2 separate regions of the Homo sapiens genome follow, and region 2 is linked to region 1. A link is a loop called in an ENCODE intact Hi-C map of the cell type or tissue named here. Cell type or tissue: PC-3. All regions are shown on one strand. Each heading gives the region's core, and the rest is flanking DNA. Links, peaks and the distances in the headings are about the cores only. Region 1 has its middle 56 kb from the start of LINC00456. Region 2 holds the start of LOC101927385 (a long non-coding RNA gene).

Region 1 (10,496 bases), core at 1,064-9,063:
GCAGTTGTTACTCAAGGTTACCCAGACCACAGGTTAGTGAGTCCCATTTGGACTCCTCTCTACCTGCTCTCCATTCAGTTGTCAAGTTCTATCAACTTCTTTTTCAATTTCCTTTCACATTTCTCTTTCTTTCTAGCTCCAATACTATTGCTCTAATTCAGGCTACTTTAATTTTTTCCTAGTCTGGAAGAATGTTTTATTCATAGGACATTTTCAATAACTATCAGTTAAATGGCTGGACGACTATAGAAGCTTCCTTTTAACTGGCAATCCTGCCTCCCAGACAATTGTGCTATATGCCTTTCATTTATACCCCATGCTTTAATGAAAGTTCTAGAACATAAAGTGGATCATGTCGCTCTTGGAGGTAGTAGCACTGCACACACCATACACCCCATCTTGCTTGTCTTACCCAACATGGTCTCACCTGCTCTTCAATCTGTCCTTCCAAGCACTTACGTAGCATCTGCTGCCTCCACAGGATCTACTGGACTTTGTTCCTCAGTGTTCATCCCACGCCCCAGCCTTACCAAATTCCTGTTTCAATCTGACCCATTTCTGGGAGTTATTTTAGTATCACATCTTTACCTCCACTCGGGATATTGTTTTTCACTTAGGCCTTGTGCCAGATTATCTCTTTCCCCCTTTCTGTGTTCTGGATCACAGGGGCTTCGAAGCCTGGGAACTACATTTCCCAGAAGCCTCCTTCAATTCTGTGAATAGGAAGATCTTAAGTGAAATTCAGAGGTAGAAGAGAAGGAGACAGAAGTATTGTTCCTGTGGCAGCAACAGTCAGGTTTAGGGACTTTTGCAGATGGCCTGCGTGAGATTTGACCATGACTTCCAAGAGTCCTTTTGTAAATCACCTATAGGGCTGTTGCAGGCATCTGAGATCTTGATTAAAGTTTCCTGCAATTCCTGAACTTCCTGATTTCCTAAATTCTTTTTTAATATTTTTACTTTTTAATTATTAATTGACAAATTATAGTTGTAAGTTTTCTTAAATTCTAAAAGCAGCTCTTACTGACCTTTGTTCCCTTAGCCTCCCAAAGGTCTTGTGAACCTTAAACTCCCTGCATCAAATCTTTTCTGCTGGAAATATCTGCAGTGGTTTCTCCTTTCTCAACCAAACCTTGACTACCACAAATCAGGCAGTCTATTATATGGAAATGATTTTAAGCCAAGTCTCAGCTTCAAGCTTGCTAAGATGTAGCCTTTTATTCCCTCTGTGGTTGCAGAAATCTATAAGATTCCATGCCTGCTTACGTTCCTGGCTTGTGTTTTGGGTCCATTGCATGCATTCAACCCCACGTGGTGGATCCCAGCCCACTTGGCTAAGACTTTGGTGCCTTTCCTAAATTTTACTGGCCTGTCATATGAGGGAACTTAACTCTCACCCCTTAACTCTCATGCCTACTCTACCTCTTGAAGTCGTGCTCTGAATTGGACAACCTTTCTGGAACCAAAGGGCTGCCATCACTCAACTTCAATATTTACTACTGCCTGGAAACATCTGCTCTAGTTCTTTACTCATTCTTTGGCTATAATCTCCTTTTTGGTTCCAGTCAATGTGATTAACCATTAAATCCTCGCCCCCTCTCTCCAGGTGACAAATCATACGCCAACTTTGCTGTTGTGACCTGGTCATGCCTCATCCCTCTTTTGTTCTAGTCTCTTTTCTTCTATTCTAGTCTGGACTTGAAGTCCCAGCACACTCCTCAGTTGGGCCTGTCAAGGTTATAGCATTAAGCTAATAACATAGCAATTCCTTAAAAGCATAGCATTTTTCTATCCTGTCATTTCACTTCAAGTCCTTCTTGTAGCCAGCCTCAAGTTGGGATATAACTTATAATTACAAAAGGAAGTTACTAGGATCATAATGCATATATATTATATTATTGAACATAGAAGCATTACTCTGGTCAGAAACACTCATGGCAGATCTTCAAATTCCTGATGGCACCTGCTCTTTTCTTGCTACATACAATATTACATCATGGTAACTTGTTTTACTTTTTTCTAATATACACTATTTCCAAGAGCGTATTCATTGTCCTGAGGAATCTCTCATTCCATATTTCAGGGATCAGTGATATGTGTATACTCCACTTTTGAATCAGCCCTCTGTAGTTCCTGTGTGATGCTGAAAGAGTTCTTTCTTTTCTCTGGCATTCTCTCGGCTTTTCCTCTCTGGAAAATTTTTGTAACCACATGTGTACATTTAGTACCACAGACTTTTCTTCAAGTGATAATTTATGGAAAACCAATCCATGTGCATTACGAGTGCCAATGTTGTAAGTCCATATAATCATATAATTTCAGGATCAGTTTCAGCCAGAAAACAGAGAAATCAATCTTTGGTATGCTGGCACAATCCTCATATCCACATTCAGAAGGGGATACTGAGTGGGAAAAATCATGGCAGTAATCATTTTACCTGCCTCTGCTCTTAATATTTCAGTGGAGAAATAATTTCTGCTAAAAATTAGGTATGGACATGCTACCTATTCTTCTTGGAAATATTTTAAAAGAGATTCCACCCACCTATCACATGGTTCTGCAGGATGAATCATGAGCTCTGTAATGCCACCAAAAGGCAGATTCTCACACATTTGCTCATGGACCTCCTGGCTGGAGAGATTGGCTGTTCAGATCTGTCATGTTTAGTCATGTACCAGTGATGTGCACTTTCCTTGGCACAAGGGCAATGGGGTCACTCCATTCGTCTTCAATGTCTGACTTCATTTTAGGGCTTCATCCTTTTCTTCTCTCTCTTGCCATCAAGTCTTGCTTCGGTCAGTTTCCAAAATCCAATTGCCTGCTTGCTGATGAGGGTTTCCATGGCAACTTCCATTGGTGGCATTATTGCCTCCATTGCTCCATTTGGTCTCTGCTTTGTGGCACTAAGCTCTTCTTTCCAGGTTAGACCTAAACATTCCTGATTCTCTTTCCAGCCTCTTTGTTCTTATATTGTGCTTGACTTGGATCAGAGCCTCTCTGAGTTCAATTTCCATATTGAATTTTGTTCTCAGACCAACCAGAGAGAATCAGAATCCCAGTCCACCCTGCAATAAACATATACCCATTCCTGGACCCCACCTAGAAATAATTCTACATGTTAACTACTTGAAAACTCACTTAATCATCATTTCTTTCTTATTGTCTTATATATATCTTTTTTCAGGTGCATTCCTCTGGTTGGAAATGTTTATTAGTCATTCACTCCTTAGTGTAAAATGACTCTATCACCCAGTGAGAAATTGGCAGTCCTGAATAAAGGTGGAAGATTGAGAAGTGGGCGTGTGGGGCAAGAGGTCATTTTTAAATGTAAAAAACTATGAAACAAGAAGGGAGATGATTCCTTCTATAGGGAGATGTTCCAAAAACATAAAGATTCTAGAGCTGGAGGAAATGAGACAGCACTTTGAGGAACAGAGTTTGGCGGTGCTGTTGATAAAGGAAGGTAAAAGGACAAAATCATTCAATTTGTAGACTTCTTCAGCACATTGGTGACAGTGCCTGCAACTGACTACTGGAAGCCACTGCCTTTTGCCCTTGACATGCTTTGGTAGGTTGTGTTGCCTATGTTTGTGCTGTATGTTACCAGATACAAATTTAAATCTTCCTCATGTAGTATTCTTAAAGAAACATCAGACGCATTTCAGATCTATCCCACTCTACCTAGAAGATGGACTTCGTTTCTTCCTTCCACATTCTTATTCTCTTTCCTCCTCTCCACTTTAATCTCTTCAGGAAAAGGCACATCAGTAGCCAGGCACAGTGGCTCATGCCTGTAATTCTAGCACTTTTGAGAGGCCAAGGAGAGAGGATTTCTTGAGCCCAGGAGTTCGAGGCTGCAGTGAGCCATGATCACCGCACTGCACTCCAGCCTGGGTGAGAGAACGAGACTCTGTCTCAAAACAAACAAACAAACAAACAAAAAGGCACATCAGTAACCATTCTCATAAGGCTTGTTGCCTTACTATCTAGAAGCATATAGTTAACAACATAAACACAAAAAGGAGAAATAAACACACAGTCTACTTAGTCACATAGGATGAATAGGTATTTAGAAATCTTTGAAATACCAGGCATCTTGCTCTTTACTCTCTTATAGTAGAGAGTAAAGGTTCTGTCTGGACTTGGCATGATCAGAGTGTGGCTCCTTATCCTGCCTCTTATCTGGCCAGAAGCCCTTGAGGAATTTATTTAACCTCTTGGAGCCCAAGATTATCCAGGGAAAAGGAGAACAAAAATACCTCTCTCTTAGGGTTGTGAAGATAAAGAGATAAAATTTGTAATGTGTCTGGGAGTGTTAATCCATATTAAATTTCAAGAAAGGTTATATTTAGTACACACTGGTGAAAAAAATAAAGACTCTTTAGTTCTCAAGATCTTTTGTCTTGAAATTTTTCTATCAATATCCATCTAAAAATTTATCTAACAAAATAATTATTCAGTGACTCATGTGGACCAGCCAGTATAAAATTTGATATCATTCCTTTTTCTGGATTTCAGTTGAGTATGCGACTTAGACTTATTTTGAAACCAAATCACGGGAACAGAGTCACCTTCATTAGACTCATGATATTTGTGCTCTTGTTGGCTGGTTTAGCATTCTCTGCTTGCTTACTGTATTTGAAAAACCAGTCATGATTCATCATAGAGTCTCAATTGTCTTGAGAGCCCATTCGTTTCAATGCAATCAATATTTATATGCCACTTTCTGTGTGCAGAGGGTTGTGCTAGACACCCAAAGGCAGGGAGTGGTTAAAGAAGAAAGAATAAAACACTGTTCTGTTTCAAGAAACAGTAAATATGGCTGAGAGCCAAAGCATCAAGCAGATGACTAATAGAAAACAATGAAGTGAATGCGATGAGCAAGTGATATGAAAAATATGGAGAGAGAGAGGTTCATTCTGGCTGGGGAAACCAATTAGTAGATGAGGTAGCATTTCTACCTAACCTTGAAGAATGAGCAGCACCTGACCTGGGAAGATGGAAAGAGAGAGACACCTGTGTAGACAAACAAGGTAAGCATCTATTAATATATTGTCATATTCAGGGAAATAGTGAATTTAGCCTAAGGTATAGCTTTGGAAGCACAGAATCACTAAATTTTATAGCTGGAAGGGACTCTAGTATCCGATCCACTCATTTTAAAAGCATGTGTTCAAGGAAAGTATGGAGATATGTTTTGAAAAGCATGCTGGATTAATTCATGGAGAGCCTGGAATGTCATTTGAAAAGTCTGGACTTCATATCACAGGTGATGGATATTTTCCAGAGGTTTTTGAGTAGTAGAATTGAATGCATTTATAGCTCTTATTTCTGCTTTGGATACTTCTATAACAGTTGTTCTCAAAGCTGGACCAGTATCTGGAGAGTTTGTTAAAATACTGATTGCTGGCCCCCAATTCTAGAGTTTCTGATTCAGTAGGTCTAGATGGGGCCCAATAATCTGCATTTCTAACAGGTCCTCAGGTGAAGGTGATGCTGCTGGCCTAAAGACCACATTTCAAGAACCACTGCTGTATTGCACTCTACTGGTTCTCAACCATGGATGTTCATTAAGGTCATCTGAGGAGCTTCTAAAAAGTACTCAGGCCTGTGCCCTGCCTCAGACCAGTTGACCGGGAGGCCCTGAGGATGGGAAATAGGTGGAGGTCGTTTTTCAAAGCTCCCAGGTGATAACCCAGGTCAGCACTTCTCATATTCTCTCGTGCATAGGAATTTTGTCAAGATGCAGGTTCCTTTTTAGTAGGTCTGGGTTGAGGCCTGAGGTTATGCATTTCTAATGAGTTTCCAGCAGATGTCAATGCTCCTGGCCAGTAGACCAGCAAGGCTCAAGGAAATTCAATATTCTTCTTCCTTTTTCTTCCCACTTTTCTCTCCAAGTTTCTATTTAGTGCTTGATTCAGTCTCTCTGCCCCCAGTGCAATGTCTCAATGCAATGCTGCCCCAACACACCATCCCTGAACCCCAATTTCAATTATGCCTCAGAAAAAAATCAGACCAGGCCAGGTGTGATGGCTCATGCCTATAGTCCCAGCACTTTGGGAGGCTGAGGCGGGCAGATCACTAGAGGTCAGGAGTTTGAGACCAGCTGGCCAACATAGTGAAACCTCATCTCTGCTAAAAATACAAAAATTAGCTGGGCGTGGTGGTGTGTGCCTCTAATCCCAGCTACTTGGGAGGCTGAGGCACGAGAATCACGTGAACCCAGGAGGCAGAGGTTGCAACGAGCCAAGATCACAACACTGTACTACTCCAGCCTGGGAAACAGAGCGAGACTCCAGCAAAAAAAAAAAAAAAAAAAAGAAAGAAAGAAATCAGACTGACTTGGGATTTGGCCAGCCATTGAGTTGATCTGGAGATGAGACTCTGGGCAGACACTGATGCAATGCAGGTGAGTGTGCCCCCAATAGCCCAGGCCTAGATGACTCCTTCTGTCCCCACCAACTCCTGCATGTGGTGCTTGGCAGGCCACCCACACGCCTTCATCGAACCTTTTCCTTACAAGCTCCTGAGCTCTGCCTGCCCACCTTCTCTCAGCAAGTTGCTTTTTTGCACAAATTACTCTTTTTTATAAGCATAATTCCCAAAGAGAGAATAAGAAGCTTTCTGGCGTATCTATTAATCATGAGGGAGATTGGAAGCTGGGAATAAGGAAAAGGGAGAAAGAGACCTATAAACTAAATAGAAAATGCCCATCTGAAACAAGCCTTCTCCGACAGGCCCCCGGTAGGACCTGCACTCCTGTCCCTTACCTTAGATGCCTCTTCCCTTTTCTTGCGTGTGTGTTGGGGCGGAGGACGGACGGGGTTAGGCAGGGGAGCAAAGAGACTTTTCCCCTTTTATTTTCTTCCGTGAATTATGACAATGGTTTGAAGTGCTCTTGCCTAGAAAACTGTGCTTGGAGGAGTGAAAATGAAAACATTTCAAGGTTGTAAGGTGAATCTTCTTCTCTTACAACCTTGGGTAGATCAACACCAGGACACCCAAATTATTTCGATTAAAGGAAGATATCTGAGTACAAGCTGCACTGTGCTGTTAATGAACAAAGAAAGAAAACAGTAATTGTTTTGCTAAGCTGTGTTTATATGAACAAAAGCCTCAGAAAGAGTTTAGCCCTTGAAATTCTTCATGGGACCTTGCGACATCACCACTTAGGAGGGGGAACTGATAATATGTTTGCTGATTATATGTGGGTGAGGACATTTTTGCAAGGGTTCCAGGGGCGACTTCCAAATGGACATGAATATAGACTCATGCAGAGGCTGCAGGAATTCAGGCCAATTGTGATACTCTGTGATACTCACAAATTTGGGTCACTCTCTCAATTAGTTTAGCTCCTCATCTGTGTGAGTACAGAAACAAAAGCTACTTGGAGGCCTTGTGGGTTGGCAGAGCATCTTAAAATACCCTCCTAAAGAGGCAGTGCTGCAAATTCAAAACAGACTTTCAAAATAAACTCAGCAGGGCAGCACTCCGGGGGTGCTTCCAGAGCCAGCCCCCACCCCACCCCCAGTTCTCAGTTCTAGGTGTTTGAAACTGCAGTACCCTTGGCTGTTACAATCCTCCCCTCCCCCATGAGCCTGCTTCTCCCTGGAGGAATCAATCATTCTGCAATACAGCTGAGATTTCTACCAGTCCAGATGCAAGCTTTCACAAACCCGACACGCCCCCTGTCTTCTGTTAGTCATTATCAATCTTCCCGTTGTGGTGGAGGGAATTAGGTGTACTTAGTGAGCTCTCAAATAAGTAAGTGGTCATGTGAAAAGCCAGGCATATGATACATACAGTCGGATCAGGACTTTAATCTTGGAAGTCGTCTGGGACATGGGGTGTTTTGCAGTAACAAGGACAATTCTCTCAGAACTAAATCCAAATTCTGTCTGTCCTGTTTGTCTCAGGCATTTCTGCCACCAGAGCAAACTTTTTATGCTTTGGAGCATAAGTACAGATCATCTGTTGTGCTTTAAAGTGGGTGTTTTTTTTTTTTTTTAAGGAGCTAATTCGGTTGTGCAATACCATCAAGAGGCGCCACTTGTAAATTATATTTAGGTGTGTGTGTGTTCCTCCCCTCGCGGGGCTGATGAATCATATCCATCTTCGTGTCATTATGTAACTCTACACTTGCAAGAAGGGCTGCGAGCCCCTGCCATACACCAGAGGCTCCTGCCCATCTGCGCTCCACCCAGCAGGAGGGTCTCTGCTCTTCCAACACCAGCCTTGGCCTCTCTGCGGAAAAGCAAGTGTAGTGACTAACTCATCCTCTGTTCCCAGTTTTAACTGAAGGTCCTGTGTTCAAATGGGATCAGCTGGCCACACTACCTGGTCTGGCTCTTTGCCCATTTCTGGCCTCAGGCGCTGAGGGTGTGGACATTAGCACGGGTCCTATGGGCTTGGGGTTCCATCCAGGCCTTCCTGTTCTAACAAGAAATCTGGAAGACTGCACACCCTGGAGGCAGGAGGCAGGCCTGGGGTACAACAAGATCTGCTGTGGTCGTGGAGAAGAGGACAGCACTCCCTTTCCTCGTGGAAGTATGGACAGGTGTGAAGGAGTTCCCTGTGCCGAAGCAGACAGGGGCCCTACAAGTGAGAGGTTGCTATTTCTATTACATGGCAGTAAGAATGAAACCAAGAGTCATTGTGTATGTGGGGGAAGAACACAAGGTTGGGAGCCAAACTGGGTTTATATATTAGTCATGCCACTCATTTATTGTTTCTGGGATGAATTATTTAGTCACTGTCAGCCTCAGTTTCCTTGTCATTAAAATAGAAATCATAAGTACTATACTCAAACCTCAAGACAGTATTTTCTGTATTAAAAGGCCATCAAATTCTGATTTGCTTCTCCTAGACTTCAGAATAAGGGAGTAACCTTGGCTTTTGGACCAGGCTTGCTTAGTCTCTGGTCCCTCTTCTTCCCTCCTCCTGCCCCATCCTGCCGTCTCTTGCAAATCTAATGTGCTTTGGCACTCAGGCAGTTGTTACTCTGTGTGCTCATTAAAGCAAAACAGCTGCTATAACAATCAACCCCCAAACTTCAGTGGCTTATTGTAATAGAAGTTCTCTCAGAAGTCTGGTGCAAGTGGGGAATGGGGTGCTCAGCTCCACTTGGACATTCAGGGACCCAGGAACTCCATCGTCCTCAGCACATGGCCTCTAAGGGTGAAGAAGGTACATCCACTTGTCTTGGAAGGGACACATATCACTAGAGTTCATTGACAAAAAAGGTAAACTCTGTAAAATGTTGGAAGAGATTTATTCTGGGCCAAATGTGAGTGACTGTGGCCTTTTACACAGGCTCAGGAGGTCCTGAGAATATGTGCCCAAGGTAATTGGGTTACAGCTCAGTTTTATACATTTTTAAGGAGACTGAAGTTATAGGCACAGACATAAATTATTAATGGAAGGTATACATTGGTTTGGTCCAGAAAGGCAGGATCTCTGGGTGAAGGAGGGGGGTGCCTCACAGGTCATAAGTGGATTCAAAGATTTTCTAATTGGCAATTGGTTGAAAAAGTTAAGCTTTTCCTAAAGAATTGAAGTCGGGAGAAAGAAATGTCTGAGGTAAGATAAGGGCGGTTGTGGAAGCCAGAGTTCTTGTTGTATAGATGAAGCTCCCAGGTAGCAGACTTCAGAGAGGATAGATGGTAAATGTCTCTTACAGGATCTTAAAAGGTGTGAGACTCTTAGTTAAATCTCTCTTGGATCCTGGAAAGGGAAGGGGATGCTCTGCAGAATGCAAATTTCCCCCACAATTTGCATGGCCATTTCAAAATAGGTCAAATAAATATATTTTGCAGTAAAGTACTTTGATTTCCTTCAGGGTTTGTTATCTGTCTTGTGATACCATACCAGAGTCAGGTTGGAATTTTGTATCTTACTGCCACAAAGAGTCTGTGTTGTCAGTCTTAGGATCTGTTTTACTGTTAACCCTGGTTAGTTGTGCCTGAATTCCAGAGGGAGGGGGTACAATGAGGCATGCCTGACCCCCACCCCCAACTCTTCTGTCATGGCCTGATCTAGATTTTCAGGTTTCTGTAGGATCCTATTGGCCAAGGGAGTAGGGGTAGGGATGTCCATTCAGCTGGTTGTGGGCCTTAGAATTCTACTTTCGGTTTACAAGTTCATACTCAGTTGCAAAAACTAGTCACATGCCCCCACCTGGAGGCAAGAGGGTCTAGTTGTGCAACCACTTCCCAGCCACCATTCTAACTAGGAATTGTCCTTTCATGTCCTAAGTTTTTCAGACTTCTAGATTGTGTGGGGCACTGTGCTGGGCATTCAGAATAAAATACATGATTAAGACACAGTCCTTGAAACTGTCCCCACAGGGTTGACAAGAATTGCATGCTTGGTTCTGGACAGAAAAATAGTTACAATTAATCAGGCTGCAATCTGGTCCACTTCCTTGTTGCTAAAAGTCACATGGCACTGGATACTATTTGCATACCGTTGTTCCTCTAGATAGGATTTCTGACATT
Region 2 (10,496 bases), core at 742-8,741, 170 kb after region 1:
AACTAGCCGGGTGTGATGGCGGGCGCCTGTAGTCCCAGCTACTCGTGAGGCTGAGGCAGGAGAACGGCGTGAACCCGGGACGCGGAGCTTGAAGTGAGCCGAGATCGCGCCACTGCACTCCAGCCTGGGCAACAGAGCCAGACTCCATCTCAAAAAAAAAAAAAAAAAAAAAAGTGATTGCTCGAAGAGGGAACGACCCTTTCCTCTTACGAAGGCATCTCTCCTGGCCCCATTTGCACTGCTGGTAATTTTACCCTTCATGTTCTCTAAGGCCATTCTTGCCATAGTCACTCAGGAGCTGGGTGTAAACCCAAAGCTTGGGGAGAACTCGGTTTATCATCTGAGCAGACTTCCCTTGGACTGCTTCTGTAGAAAATCCTACTAAACATATCCTGTGTAATTGAAGCTCCCGTCACTAATAGATTTATCTTGGTTCGTCTTGAGATTGGCTCCAGTCTCCTTAACTTTTTCTTTGCCATTTTAAACAGAAAGTTCTATTTGATCATTTGTTTTTTAGAATTATTTTTTATTTCCAATTTCAATTCTAAATAAAAATCTAGCTCATTTTTACATGAAGTTTAAGCCCACTTCTTTAATTAAATTGTAGAAAGTGTTGTCGATATCCAAATTCCTCTCTCGGTGAGCCCCAGGTCCTTCCAAAACTTCTAAAATCTTCACTTGAAGTAACTGTACTTCTTGATACATAGTACAATTTCTTCTTTATTTTCCTGTAGGATTTCTTCCATTAAGTTCATCTTGATTTACATTTTTCTCAGGGAATTATTTATTTCACCAAGATTTTCAATTTTATCACTTAAAATTATTTTACTCTATCAGTCTTCTCCCTAAATATGACTACATAGATAATTTATAAATTATTTGTTTTCCTTTTATTTTTTAAATTAAATTTGCCAGAGGTGTGTCTGTTTTATTTGAAGAACCTGTTCTTGATCTTAGCTACCAGTTCTACAAAGGACAAATTATTTTATCTCATCATCATTATTATTATTTTTACTTCTGTGTTTATTATTTCCTTTCTCCAGCTTTCTTTTTAATTGTTTTGTCTTTTTGCCCATAAATTCTGAGTAGAATATTTAGTTCTGTTCTCATAATTCTTTTTTCGTTGAAGTATTTAGGACTGTAAATCTGCTACAAAAAATAGTTTTGGCTGTATCTTATAGATTTTTGTTAAATAATATTCTCACTTTTGTTATTTTCTAGTTTGCTTGACTGCCTCAGTCATTATTTATGCAACCACTTCTAAAATATCCAAGTAATTTGGTTTTTCTTTTTCCTTTGAAATTCTAGTAATAGTTTGTGGTAGTATTTTATTATTAAAATAAAAAGGTACAGTTTTTACCTTAGAAATGCACTAAAGTATTTTTTTGGTGCAGATGATGATCAATGTTTGTACCTGGTACATGACACTTGAGAAGATGCATTTCCTGTTCTTAAGGTACAAGGTTATATCAGCGTGCAGATATTTATCCAAACATTAAATAATTCAAGTGCTTTGTGCCTGTAATTATTTATTTTTGTCCCCTTGACCTGCCAGAGAATTATGGTGATGCAAGAAATTTTAATACTCCTCACATGTTTCCTTGTATTTCTAACAATTTTTGCATTTCATAGAATGATACTGTGTTGTTCTGAGCTTAGTATTTCCTGAGTCTCGTACCTTTTTTATGGCTCTTGTGTATCAATATGCAATTAACCTTTTTTTCAATATATTCTTTATTTTTGTTTTTGTTTAAAATTTTTTCTTTCCATAGGTTTTTGGGGAACAGGTGGTATTTGGTTACATGAGTAAGTTCTTTACTGGTGATTTGTGAGATTTTGGTGCACCCATCACCCGAGCAGTATACACGGAACCCACTTTGTAGTGTTGTATCCCTTACCCCTTCCCATCCTTTCCCCCGAGTCCCCAATTTTCTTCAATTTATTCTTTAACATGAATGTACCACTCCTGCTTTTTTTTTCTTCATGCTTTCCTGATATATCTTGTTTCATTCTTTTATTTTCAACTTTATTATATCTTTTTCATCTCGTGTAAGCTTCATTTCATTGAATTTCATTTTTAATTTGAATTAATCTTGAAATCTTATATTTCTCTGATATTTATATTATTTCTAGCTTACGCTTCTGTATCTACCTTCCTTTATTTTCTTTTTTCTCCTACTGTTTCCAAAACCCCTCACCAATTAATGAATGACTCTGTTCAATATTGTGCCATACTCCCTGCAAGACACATGGAAATGTAACACTCAGTTCTTGTTCTTAGGGATTTTATAAACTAACTAGGAGACAGATAGCCATGCAGAATTTACAATTAAATACTAAACCATGTGTACCGGTTATTAGCAGAAGAGACTTTTTAAGAATATGGAAGTGTTAGCTGCAAGAACAACCAAAAAATGTCATAGCAGAGAGCATTACGGGCTAGGTAGAATTTAGCTAACTGGGAAGACAGACCTTCATGTTATTTACCCTATATCAGTGGCTGCCAAATGATATTCCTTCGGGGACTTATGGAGGCATCTGGTCAGTAGGTCTGGGTATGGATCCCAGTGTTCTGTATCTTTAGAAGCTCTCCAATGCTGTAGCTGCATGGCCAAATTTAGAAAACATTACTTGAAATAGTTATATCACCTACTCTGAAACAGTTATTACACTGTATAAATCTAGTAACTATCCCTGAAGGTCTTACTTAAAGTTTCCATTTGTCATAAAATGTTCAAATAAGGCACAAAGACTATGTTAACTCATAGATTACATTTCCCAAGTCAGGATAAAAAAAGATCAAGCACCTGCCCTACACCCTTTGGCTTTTTATTCTTGTGACAATTCTAATTGCAGTGTCCAACTATGCAGAAGCCTATAAGTCATTAACTATAACTATAAACAAAACAACAACTGCCCAGTTATTAACCACCCAGTTATTGCCAGTTTGAAATGTTATGGTATCATTGTGAGGGGAAAGTAAGCAGTATGTGAAAAAATGGAAATGAATGAACTGGATGTGTTCACCCTGGAGAAAGAAAGATTCGGAGAAGACATGATAGCCCTCTACAAATGTTCAGAGTTAGCACAATGAAGAGGAAGTAACTTGCTCTGTGTAAAGAACAGGGCCAATGAATGAGATCTGTGGGAAGACACATCTTTGTTCAATATGAGGAAGAAGATACAAACATACCTTGAGGGATAAAAGTTTCCATCTCAAGAGCTGCTCAAATAGGTGCACACCTGGGATTAGTCTTCAGACTGTCTTTTAAAGTTTTTTTTTTTCTATACCAAAGATACTAACAGACAGTCCCAAGCAGAACTAATTGCTAAAGTGGCCAATCCCAGCTTAGCAATAGAAGTTTTCCCCTGTGCCAGCGTTGAAATATTTGGTTGCCTAGCAACCATTATGTATCTATGATGTGTTGGAAAATCATTTGTTTGTGCCTGGGTTGATGTAGTTCTTAACACCATACTTGGTTCATTTCATTCATGACAAGTATCCCCATTATAGTTTGTTACATATCAAAAGGGTGTTGAGCTGCAACGTGCACCGTAGTAATCTTTATCAAACCCTACCCAGCTGGCAAGCTTAGCCATAATGATCACAATAGAAATAGATGTTTGATCCATGCAGGAGATGACAGGATAGGACGATGAGAGCACAGTAACAGTTTGGGGACTCATAAAACTGTTAACATACATTTAAATCTAGTAGAGTTCTTGGAGTGATGGTACAAGTTTAATCATGAACTCTTCAACATTGAAATCCTGTGAATTTTGAATAAGTGACTAATACCAGCATTTAAGGTATAGAACAAAGTTTAAATACATAACATACTTAGGTCATAACTTTGCATTTACAGTCTCCTAGGAAACCAACAAAATATATCTGGATAGTTTAAAAGTATGATCTCATCTATAAAGAGCTGCTTTATATCATAAGAACCAAAGAACTGTTATTTGTCAAACTTCCACATTAAATATCTGCCAAGATATCTTATTAGGTTTTCTTAGTAATAATGACTCAGTACATAAAATAAACCATGGAACTCTGTCAGATTCTATCCACGCTAAATAATTGAGACACTCATTTCCTCTCCTTTGTTTGATTTCTCCAACCCAAATCATAATGTTACAAAGTGATTGATTTTGATTCATTTCTCTTTCTCTCTGAAAGATTTAGAACTGCTTTAGGTAACTTTTTATTAGCCAGTCCAAGACATTTGTACAACAATATAATTAATAGCATTTTTAATGAAAATGATGGCATATTAATTGGTAATTTTTGGATGAGTGTTCTTCCTAATTACTTATTAACCTTTAAATCAGATATACACAAGGGAACAGAACAAGATTCATGTCTTTGAGTATCTGAAAGCTTTATCAAGGTGCTTTTTTTATAAAAAGAATCCAGAGAAACTGTTTTTCCCCCCAGAGGGAACTTAAAATTATATCAGGAGCTAAGTGTGGTATGATGCTCAGCACATTAATATGCTACAGAATTTTTCAGTGTAGCTATTCATGGCCCTTCAGTGAATCATCATTAATAGAAGTACGGTTTAATAGATAGTAAAGAGGATGCTGTCGATTTTTCTTTACCATTTAAATTTGAGCTAGTTGCAAAAAGGTGCTTAAAAGAGAAAAATACTATTACCAGTTGAGATAGTCTATTTGAAGATTTTGACATACATACTAGAAAATGAGGGAGGCTAGACCAACAGAAGATTTCTAGATCTTTGGCCCCAAACATTAAGTCTGACTTCATGGAGCTGAAGAAAGTTCTATAGACAAGGTGTGATCAAGCTGACTCATTGCCATTTAAATAATAGTCCTATCTAAATGGTTGAACATCAACTAGATGAAGAGACAGATGTGGATTTTAGAGGACAAAAGTCCAATTTCATTTTCTCAGATAGGAAAGGGCATCCCAGTCAAGGCTCTTGTCTGTGGCCCTGTCCTGATCTGAGTTTCTGTCTGGCCTTTTTGTCCATGTGGTACCATTGAAAGAGAGTTACTATTTGAAGGTCAAAGTTGCTTTTCCACTCCTTCTGCACATTCATTTTCTACTTATGCCTTACCTCAATGCCTTTGTTCTGTTAACTTTTCTGCTTTCTTCCTCCATCTCTGCCTTCATTCATTTATGTCATGGGCATTTATTGAGGGCCTAACATACATGAGGTTCTGTCTTTGACATAGAGGGTTCAGCAGTGAAGACAACACTACTGCCTTCAAATTGCTGATAGTCAGGAGAGGCATCAAGATGAGTATCAGCCAACTGCCGTACAGTATGATAAGTACCAGGAAGGGTCTCCATGTGTCCTGGAGTATGGTAAGATCTATGGCATGAGCTCTGGAAACACCTTGTGGGCTTAACCCCAGTCCAGGGGTTGCGGAGGTCAGAAAAAACATCTCATCAGACTTGACTGGGAGAATTGGGGTGGGAATGGGTAAGAGTGGGTACCATGGCCATCTCTGACTCTGCTTTCTCTAACTCCATGAAGCTGCCTATTCTCTCAGCCATCCCCTCCCTGTCCCTTCATGTCTCCTGCTTCCATGTTTCCCTGCTAGATCATTATCTGCCAAAAAAGTATCCCCAGCCAAGACGACCCATCAGACCACTCTGCAACAATAGAGACTAAGATGCTGCTTAAAGGCCTTGCTGCATGTTGAGGAAGAGTTGATGAAGGAGTCTGGATATCCATTCTTTTTCTATGGTTTGCCTCCCAGTTTCAAGAGGTCTGAATGCAGTTGCAGACGAAGTTTTAACTGTGGCTCTGCCTGTCATTCTAAACAAGCAAAGGCTGCCAGAAATAAGACGAAAAGACAAAATGCTAAACTATAGCTAGAGCAGCAATGAATAAATAAATAGGTCAATAAACACATAAGCAAGCACATATAGAAAATAAACAAAATATTTCTCGAAAGGAGAGGGAAAACAGACACATAGAAGAAAATGATAATAATAGCTGCCATTTACTGAGTGTATACTACACATTGTGAACTTTCTCGGACCTCTTCAGTATATTAGATATAGTTAATGGGTGCAGCACACCAGCATGGCACATGTATACGTATGTAACTAACCTGCACATTGTGCACATGTACCCTAAAACTTGAAGTATAATAAAATAATAATATAAATAAATAAAAATAAATAAATAAAAAAATTCTTAAAACAGTCCTGGAAGGCAATTTGTTAAAAACAAAATAAAACTTCTGGAGCCATCTTTGGCACAAAGTAGGAAGGCAGTAACTATTTCTTGAATACATGAATAAATCTGTCTATTTGCTTGGTGTCTGTCTTCCTTCTCTCCCTGGAATATAAGCTCCCTCATAGCAGGAACCTTGTTTTGCCTTCTGCTGTATCCCAAGCACCTAGAATGCAGGCTGGAACATGGGAGGCACTGAATGAGTATGTCTTCTCTAAAAGATAGAAAATCTGAGACTTAACAAGATTCAGTATCTTTTGCAAAATCACACAATAGCTGGGAAGATCTGGGACTGGACCCAAGTTAACCCATGCTGTTTTTCCCTTTACATAATGTCTGTCTCACCTTTTCTTTCTCCTCCCACAATCATTCTCTAGTTATCTCAGACCTGTTTATATTCCAGATATTCTTTTCTGTCAATAAATCACCAATAAGTTTCTGTTTAAGGACTTAGCACAAAAGCATGCATTGGTGAATGAATATTTCACACGTACCTATTAAAGTAGGGAATGATGGGGAAGTTTTATTCTTCTGTTTGTGCCGGAAAAGTACTAGAGGAATACACGGCATTAAGGATTGCTTGTCCCTTGCAGCTGCAGTGGGCCTTCTGCTATGAAGACAGTGCAGTCAAACTCACTGATGCATTACAGCTCATTCTCAGGATCACCTGAGGTCACATGGTCACCTGATAAGTGTAGGCAAGCTGTAATCTCATAGTATAATGATCATAGTGAAGAGAATAGCTTGTAGTGTACTTGGCTGGTTTGGGAAGAAGTCAGAAAGAAAGCAATGGGATGTTAGGAATTGCAGGATTAGGACTGAAAATTATTGTGCTGGTCTGAAGAATCCACATGACTCAGAATTTCACAAAGCATGGGCATTGATGGTTTTTGTTAGTACTAGATTCCAGCTACTTTCACTTTTCTAGTTTTTTTTAACATTCTTTCTGTGTTAATTTCTTCTCTGTTTTTCCTATTAGCTGAATGAAATTTAAAGTTTTCTAACATTGACAGTGTTTTAGGGAACTATGCACTATCATAGTGCATGATAGTGTGTAAAGGCAACACAAGGTTCCTGCCATCAGGGAGCTTATATTCCAGGGAGAGAGAGAGGAGACAGACACCAAGCAAATAAATAAATTTATGGAATCGATTGATGTAGGCTTTTTGGAGCACAATTTGTAAATATATATTAAATTCTGAAAGATTCACAATGGTTCAACTCAACCATTCCATTTCTAGATATTTATTCTAGAGAAATACTTGTGCATTTGAACAGAGGCATGTACATGGATGTTCATGTCAGTATCATTAACACTTGGTTACATGAACTATGATTCATTGATACTGTGAAATACTGTATATTTAGAAATAAGGTAGAATTACTATATCTATCTATCTATCTATCTATCTATCTATCTATCTATCATCTATATCCAAGATTACAAACACATGACTTGAAAAAATCTTCAAAACGTATTACTTAGTAGGAACAAAAAAGCTTGCTGTACTATTTTTATGCCATTATCTTTTTTACTTAAAAAACATTCTAAGAGATATATTCCATAGGTACATATGTAATGTGTTAATCAGGTTGTAGCAGCTAAGCTGTAATAAGAGACCCAACAATCATATGGCTTTTAACCATATGGCCTAAACCAGTGAGCAAAAAGCTTACTCTTGTCTCATCACAGGATGTTGGGGGTGTTCTTCCATCATTCAAGGCCCATATTCCTTCCATATTGTGGTAGTTCTGCCATTTTTCAGGCTCTAGGGCCTTAGAATTGCATAGTCAAGGCTGGGTCACTGATACAGCCAGGTCCCAACCAGCCGTAAAGGAAAGGAGAAAATGCGGGAGAGGACTATTCACTACCTTAAGGGTCCCACCTTAGGGACTGTACACATCACTTCCACTCACAACCTACTGGTGAAAACTTTGTCCAACAGCCATCTCTTACAGCAAGGAGGGTTGGAAATGCAGGCCCTGGCAAGATGACCATGTACCCAACCATAGCTCAATGACAGTGAAAGTAACAGAGAATAAGTTTTGGTGGACAGCTAACTATCTTCTTCACCATATAGGGCAGCAGCATCCCCAACGTTTTTGGCATCAGAGACCGATTTCATAGAAGGTCGGTGGGGGATAGTTTGGGGATGAAATTGTTCCACCTCAGATCATCAGGCATTAGAGTCTCATAAGGATTATGTAACCTAGACTCCCCACATGCGCAGTTCACAATAGGGTTCCCACTCCTGTGAGAATCTAATGGCTCTGCTGATCTGACAGGAGGCGGAGCTCAGGCGGTAATGCTTGTCAACCTTCTGTCTAACTCAGAGTCCGTAATACCTCCATGAAGCCCACTTAACCTCCGAACTGACCTCTCTTGCAACATTGCCTTTCTCTTCATCTTCTTTTTCACCTTCAACATCTTTACTCCACTATACTCTCTTCCATGCTAACCACCATTGATCTGCTTCAAAAATTTGGGTGCTCAATCCCTACTGGATTATAAATTTGTAAAGAAGTCAACCAAATTATAATCTGGTAGGAATTATACCTGTAACTGGCCTTTTACCCTTGCACTCGGATTTTTTTCACTCACTCCTTTACTCACACAAATATATTGGGCATCTATAACTATGATAGATAGATACAGTAGGAAGTTGGAGTGATGAGACGGAATTGTCATTGACACCAGCTGTCCCCTTTGGAAACATCTGTTGAATTAGCCAAACAAGACATCTGTGTCAGAACAGATGAATAACAAGGGCAGTTGATGTGCCTGAGTTAGTGGTAAAGCTATTAAGCTAAGTAGGACTTCAGAATGGGAGATGATAACTGGAGATTCCTTAATGAGATGAGACTGGAATTGTACCTCCAGGCATATGTGATATTTGTCTAGACATAAAGACATTAACATGTACGGTGGGAATGGAGTGAACACTTATTGACTGCCTGCTACAGGCTGTGCACTGTGCCAGGCATTTTGCCTGCGTTACTCCATTTATCCCTACAACACATTATTAAAATAGGTACCCTGATATTACAGAGAGAGAAAATGAAGCAGAGAGCTTATATTAATGCCTCAGGATCCCCAGACTGGGAAGCAGAAGAGGTGGGATGTATGTTCAGAACTATTTTCTAGATAGATCTAGATCTGCCTGGTTTCTAATGACCTCACCGTGTCTTGGAGCATTTCAGGCAGGAGGAGAAGCAGGAGCAATGTGATGGAAGGGAGCTAAGTGTGGTCCATCAAGGGACAAGGAGGAAGGGAGGACAGCGGGTTGGTGGCAGGATGTCATTCCATATGCTTTTAGGTTGAGGTCACCCTGGTGTCTGAGGTGCTGTGGTCCAAGAGAATTGAGTTACTTGCAGGAAGTGCTGTATCATGCTTCACTTGGCATTGAGTTCTCCGCCAGCCCCGGGGGAAAGAAACCCCACAAGTCAGTCCAGCTCCACTGGCCCAATTTAACAAACCAGTTTAGATGCGGGGTTTAGTTAACAGAAAACACCACCAGCCTATATTAGTTCGTCAACAGCAAATGCTGACCAAGAGTCCTACAACCTTCCTGTTTCGTGAGCATCAGTTGCTCTGGGTGACTTATGGTCACTAGGACATAGGGCAGACATGTCTTCCTGGTCCTTGACCTACATAGTCTCAGAGCAGTAAGCTCTACTCCTCTCAGATTTCTTCCGGTTGGATACTTGCTCAGCTCTTCATGAGGTGACCATATTCCAGTGTTTTCTCAGAGATCATGTTCTTTAAAAGTCCTTGAGATTTCTGCAGCAATTCCTCAGCACATACTTGGAGGTGTGTTTCTCCCTGGTCCTGCAACTATCTCCCCTTGCTTCTGCCCCGTGAAGGCCCTCTCCTCTGGAAAGCTGAAACAAAACTATCTTCCTAAGCTAGTTCCCCTTCTTTTACTCTCTGACCCAAGCCATAAACAATTCTCAAATGCTTTCTAAAGACCTTTTCTCTAGAAGTGGCTCATTATTTTGATCAGTCAGATGAGAGGAAGAGAATCCCTTTCAATTAGAAAGGCATAGTGGGTAATGCTTTTTACAGAGCGTTACCTCTGTATTATGGGGGACCTGAATGTTGAAAGTAGTTTGTCCTTTTTTCTAAAGGTATTTTAGCTGTGGGGTGTGGTTGGGAGGGGAAAGCCTTGGAGCTCTCTGAGTAGGAAAATGATAGGAGAGAATGGACGTAATCTGGTAATCTAGAGTGGTAATATGTGCCCAGCACAATGCCAATTTCTTTAAAAGTGTTCTTTCCCTTAATCC

What was found. Peaks named below come from ENCODE experiments on the same cell type or tissue, not always from the same donor. Only the 100,000 strongest peaks of a DNase experiment are listed, where the experiment ranks them.
Region 2: a loop joins it to region 1, with 4 times the contacts of the local background. A loop is called at or near these places in 2 of 110 quality-filtered maps.

Annotation. Positions count from the first base shown.
Region 1 is chr13:97,117,944-97,128,439 of GRCh38, forward strand. No RefSeq gene overlaps it. Among named protein-coding and RNA genes, the nearest start is that of LINC00456, 56 kb to the right of the region's middle. In PC-3, for the core only: a CTCF peak has its summit at 7,717; DNase peaks (open chromatin) are centred at 4,718, 7,738 and 8,108; H3K4me3 peaks cover 693 bases; H3K27ac peaks cover 4,707 bases.
Region 2 is chr13:97,292,050-97,302,545 of GRCh38, forward strand. All of the region lies in intron 2 of MBNL2 (muscleblind like splicing regulator 2), which reads left to right. It overlaps LOC101927385 (a long non-coding RNA gene), which reads right to left and starts at 6,164. Exons shown (of 4, transcript XR_001749966.2): 1 at 3,194-6,164; 2 at 2,473-2,603. RefSeq lists a silencer at 3,326-3,620. In PC-3, for the core only: no CTCF peak of the experiment used is centred there; a DNase peak (open chromatin) is centred at 3,932; H3K4me3 peaks cover 846 bases; H3K27ac peaks cover 3,043 bases.